Linked DNA regions of Homo sapiens: region 2 is linked to region 1. Evidence: read pairs that join two places in POLR2A ChIA-PET (ENCODE). Cell type or tissue: A673. All regions are shown on one strand. Each heading gives the region's core, and the rest is flanking DNA. Links, peaks and the distances in the headings are about the cores only. Region 1 overlaps LOC105376103 (a long non-coding RNA gene). Region 2 has its middle 760 kb from the start of LINC01507.

Evidence for each region. ChIA-PET counts read pairs that join two places held together with the same protein. Peaks named below come from ENCODE experiments on the same cell type or tissue, not always from the same donor. Only the 100,000 strongest peaks of a DNase experiment are listed, where the experiment ranks them.
Region 2: POLR2A ChIA-PET joins it to region 1 with 7 read pairs; 2 of 35 experiments call an interaction of 5 or more read pairs at or near these places.

Annotation. Positions count from the first base shown.
Region 1 is chr9:80,439,211-80,442,141 of GRCh38, reverse strand. The region is part of intron 1 of LOC105376103 (a long non-coding RNA gene); the gene reads right to left. Among named protein-coding and RNA genes, the nearest start is that of LINC01507, 620 kb to the right of the region's middle. In A673, for the core only: no CTCF peak of the experiment used is centred there; a DNase peak (open chromatin) is centred at 1,281.
Region 2 is chr9:80,587,497-80,590,427 of GRCh38, reverse strand. No RefSeq gene overlaps it. Among named protein-coding and RNA genes, the nearest start is that of LINC01507, 760 kb to the right of the region's middle. In A673, for the core only: no CTCF peak of the experiment used is centred there; no DNase peak of the experiment used is centred there.

The DNA.
Region 1 (2,931 bases), core at 217-2,716:
AAAAAGAAAAAAATCTTTACATTCTCTTATATTAAAAAAAAAGTCTTCGAGGAAATATTTTTTGTGAAACAGAGACTTACTCTGTCACCCAGGATGGAGTGCAGTGGCAAGATCTCAGCTTACTGCAAACTCCTCCTCCCAGGTTCAAGTAAGTGATCCTCCTGCCTCAGCCCCTACAGATGCATGCTACCATGCCCAGTTAACTTTTTGTATTTTTAGTAGAGACGGGGTTTCACCATGTTGACCAAGCTGATCTCAAACTCCTGACCTTTGAGGAAATATTTTGAGGCTACATCATGTAGAAAAGTAGTTACTCAGGGAAGCCTACAAACATACAAAGATATAAATATATGTATTAGATTTCATTTAGTATAAAAATAGAGAACTAAGAAGGGTTTATTCTGTTTTAGCACTGACTTTTGGGGTTATGGGACAATACTAAGTGAAAGATATATTAAATTTGGCACTATTAAAATTCGGTATGAAGATTAAAAATGGTTAAGAACTTTTAAAAGTTGAAATACATCTTATGATCATGGTTCTAAAACCTGAGTTTATGTGTGATTCGATGGGGGCTTAAAAAAAAATACTGTTTTCTAGACCCTAGCTAGACCAAGCTACTGGGATACCATGTGCAAATATTTAAAGGTAACTCAGTTGCAACATTTTATGAAAATTATCAAAAAGAGAAAAGTTGAAATAACAATTTTATGGGTAATATGCCCATCATCTAGATCCTACAATTAACATTTTAGCATACTTGCTTTATATACACATCTATCTAACCATCCACCTTATTTTCTATGCATTTCAAAGTTTCAGACATTGGTATACCTCCTCCTGCTCCCAAATACTTCAGCAGGTTCAATACTTCTTTACTTATCTTTTCAGTTAAAATTAATATTCAATGCAATATGCAAATCTTAGATGTACGACTCAATGAGTTTTGACACGGGTAATAGAAGGGTCATAATTCCAGAGATGCCAGTAGTTTATAACTCAATTTTCTGTTGAAATAGTCTGTTCATACAGCTCTATTTCAGGCACAAAAACAAAATCACCCATATCTTAATGAGTGGTAGAAAATGACTCCCCAAAATGTGTGTTTATTATCACCTAGAAATGGCTGTTAAAATTCAACTGTCTTTTTAAGCAGTTCGTGAATACAACTTCCTTCTTACAACTTTTCCTGAGCTTTTCTATCAGGAACTTTCCATTCTGCGCAACCGCAAACAAACATATGCAGAGATCATGCTATAGATGGATACGTAGGTGCATTGTATATCACACTATGCAATCTAATTTGGATTTTTGGTTAGTTGTGTTAATCCATTGCTCTCTGAATGCAGGAAGATTATGTCACGAAGTACAGTCCACGGTCTACATGAGGCCCTTAATACGTGAGAGCTGACTGGTTTGCATGTTAAAGTTAGGAATGGGGACCTGCTTTGTTTGTTCAGATGGTCTTTCAATACCTTTAGTAGATACTGAATCTAACAGATATTACTGCACTTGCCTCATGAATAACTCAACTGGAATCCACGTTTACAACAAATAAGTGATTTCTTGCTCATCCAACTTTAAAAAATACATGGAAATTGCATTTAGGAAAGGAGATTAATTCTTAATTTCAGTAATTTTTCTGGAAAACTTACTCTGTCAATAATACGATAGATTGGCCATGTTTAAAATGTTGCTTGTTGTAGTGCTTGAATTTCAGCCCTAGATGAATATTGTCAAGAAACCCAAAACAGTGATATGAGTAATTTAGCTGCCACGTAGAAAGTACAAAACAACTGGCCGGGCGCGGTGGCTCACGCCTGTAATCCCAGCACTTTGGGAGTCCGAGGAGGGCGGATCACGAGGTCAGGAGATCGAGACCATCCTGGCTAACACAGTGAAACCCCGTCTCTACTAAAAATACAAAAATTTAGCCGGGCATGGCTGCGGGCGCCTGTAGTCCCAGCTACTCGGGAGGCTGAGGCAGGAGAATGGTGTGAACCCAGGAGGCGGAGCTTGCAGTGACCCGAGATTGCGCCACTGCACTCCAGCCTGGGTAACAGAGCGAGACTCTGTCTCAAAAAACAAAAAAAGAAAAAGAAAGTACAAAACAACTACTTAGGGTTCCTGTTTCCATTGTCCTGCCCTTGGATCCTAACCTGGGTAACCAATAGTGACCGGTGTGTGCAATATTTTAATAAGTCAGTTTTCTCCTTACAGCTGTGTAATTTTCAGTGGTTATAATTGGATATGCCCACATCACATGTGTAGAGAAGCAAATATGCCTCCTCCAGTACAGAAATTTGATGATTATGCATTGCTGCGTCCCATATCGTAGCTCATCTGTGGTTAAATAGAGGCTTTCATTCAACAGAGCTATCAGTCTGGCAGCTTTCAAAAATACTACATTCATGGTAAGAAGAAAAATGTCCTAAAAAGAAATTGAGTAAAATATATTGGTTAAAATTTAAGAGTAGATAAATAGGCTTGACCATAATCAACTGTGAATTATTTGTGGTTATCCTCATATAAATGATAAAAATAAATTGTCTTATACTGTAAGTAAAAAATGCATTTGTTAAAACTATATAGATAAGAAATCTGTATATCTGTTATATTCCATTTTTGAATATGGCTCAAATTTTCCATCAAATTATATAACATTTCATATTCTGACATATTTTAATATTCATTTCTGGCAAAAAAAGAAGAGAAAATCATGGTAAACATTCTTTTTAGAAGGTTGCACTGAGTAAAATGTTCCAAAATAAGCTATAAATGAATTAACTCAAGGGTGGAAAATTCAATTTAAATAATAAATTAGAAACATATCAGAAATTAGATTCTTATGTTTTAGGGTAGCTTTAAAAACTTACTTCTGCCCAAGCCTGTTAATTCTAGCAATGTTATTATTAAATCATACTTAAGTTA
Region 2 (2,931 bases), core at 210-2,709, 150 kb before region 1:
TATAATACATATGAATAGATGAGAACAGCAGGTTTTTTAAAACCTTTATATTACATAAAAGAATCATTGCTGAGTAAATGTGCTACTGCTGACTGTTAGGATGCAGAGCCAGTTTTGAATATTTAAGCAATTATTGACACTGTCTTCAATGCGATGAATGGCTCCCATGTTGAGACCACACATTGCTATGTTTACTTAGAGGCTGAGTTGATGACAGGCTTTATATTACATTCAGGAAAGAAATGAGAGTATCTGAAAGATGTTTCATACTAATATTATTGTTAACATTGACAAAGACACTGGTTTCTGATGTGAACTTTGCAGATTTTGAGCGCTTCACAAGGAAGTAAAATTATAAGGTTTAATTGAAAAAGTCAATTGGCACAAATCAAATATGTTTGGAAACTAATTTAAAATATAGAAATGTGTTCAGATAATGTGATAGGTAAAGATAAGGTGCAATTATTTTTTTTATTTGAAGGAGAAAGTCCTGACATTCACATAGGCTTTGCCTACATGTGCTGTTCCTTTTGAATTGTAACCTACATTTTTTAAAATCTATAAAATAATCAGTCCCTTTTTACATATACGTTTTAGGTACAGGGAAATATGACCAGATCAATTCTGTCTTTCTGTTATTGCAGTAGTTTTTGTCTTTTTTTTTTTTTTTTTCTCAAGCTAGGTCCAGGAAGCCACATAAACATGCCTATTCAGAGAAACAAAGGAAATTTTGAATGGGTGAAGTAGACAGGGCTGCAAGAAAAAAGACTGGACATTCTTATCTATTTGTTGGACAGATTTCCAACTCAGTCCATTCACTAAATTTGGGTTTTCTAACCAATCTATATAGCAGACTGTGTGCTATCTTAAATTCAAGAATGTTAGACTAGAATCAATTTTTGGACAATCTAAGAAGATACAAAATAATGCATAGCAATCAGTCAGTAATTAGGATACTCTGGGCACACTGCTTATAGGGTAGCTCTGCTCCCCAAGGAGCAGTATTAAAAAATTAACAATATAAATTTAAATATGCACTAAAGCAAGTCAGCAGTGAAGAGTGATTCATGCAGTCACTGCAAAGTAAAATGGTGACTCCAAAGGCCGCTTTCCACATTTCATAGACATGAATTACTAACAAACAGTGGAGCAGTTTCTACTTTAGATGGATCTATGGTAAGAATATGTGTATGAAAATCTGTGCTTGGAATATTCTTAGAGAGCTCATTGACCCTCACTCTTCTCCTTAAGATGTAATTTATTGGGTGTTGTGAATTTAATCCATCTAACATGTATCATCTGCCTTTCTTTAACTCAATTTGGGCAGCTCACCCTCTCTGCTGAGACATGAAGATCCTTTTAAGCCTCTGTCATTCTCAGAACATGAAGGTATTTCACATCTTCTTTCAAATGGCCATATCTATTTTAGGTGCAGCTCTATCTTGCTATGCAGAGCTCCTTGTAGGCAAATAGAAGTTAAGTGGGATTCTTTGGAACTGATTCATTTTTCTAAAGTTTTTATATTCATAAAACATAATCCGTATCTAAAATTCCGTATTATTCATTCTCAGATAGGATGAGAGAACATTGTTTTATATTTATTCCAAGTCAGTCAGATATCAAACCAGCAGCAGGTATCAGGACAGGGGCTACTATAAGACCTTTGATAATCTAATAAAAGATATCTTAACAAAGAAATACTTAGACTCCAATTTTTAATAATTGTTCATAAAAAATGTGAATGATTATAACATTGGCCAAAAAGTTCCAGAAATCAGTGATTTCTCTTCAGACTAGGTGCCTCTCTCTATCCTTTACCGGCATGCACCATATCAGGATATGCACCATATCTTTACCAAGCAATTCCATTTTCCCACTAACCTCAGATTGGTGTTTTCTACAAATACTGCTGAATCCTCATACTTCCGCCCCTATCAAACATGTATTCCTACATCTTTTTCCCTAACTTATCAGTCTCCTGTTATCCTCAAATTTCAACTTGCCATAACATGTTATAAATGTATGAGTAAAGCCTTCTAAACTTCTAAATTTCCCCAAGAAGGTGGTGAATAGATTGGTCTAATAAAGCCAACATTGCTATTTAGATAAGTTTATTTTGCCACCTTTATAGGGTGGGCCCATCTTCTTAGAATTGCCCTCTACTCTATCCCTCTGGCATAGAAACACATCCAAGGATTATAGCCTGCACACAGTAGGCCCACTCACAAAGTTCTTGATTTGAGAAAGCAGTATGATTTCCTCTCAATTTTTCTCCTCTGTTTCCAGGGAGCCAATATCTGCAGATCATTTCTTCCAAATATCAATCATTCAAATAATCTCAAATAATTATTTCATTAACTATTCCCTGGGGTAAGAAGAGTTGGGGATGTTCTGGTCGAGAAGGGGGATCATCTGCTTTACTGGCTTCCAGAAGAAAACAAAAAGAACAAAGAATTTGCCAATTGTAGAGAGTTATTTATAAAAGACTCTAAATCAGTGATTTCCAAGTGAAGCATTTACTTGACTAACTGCTTGCCAGTGCTCCATTTCCTGGCCACCCTCAACTGCAGTCCAATAACGCCTTTCCATTGCAGAGCAATTCCATGCAGTTCCTACCCCAGTCCTAACTTTGGGAAGGTGCTCACTAAAACCCTAACTCCTAGCTGCATGTGAAGCCTGGAATTAGCAGTGCACTTGAGATCTGACATCGAGGCTGCCTGGAGTGAACTCTATGCACCCGTGGCTTGAGCTGCTATCAGCTCTTCACTCTCCTCCCAGTGTTAGGCTGTGGTCTTGAGAAAGTCCCTTAACATCTCTATCATTTTGAGCCTCATCTCTAATAAAAACAAAATATATCTAAGGTCCTAAAAGTTGATTACTTCTTATTTACCTTTTCATATTTATGAAATGAGAATTCACCATATAGTCAAA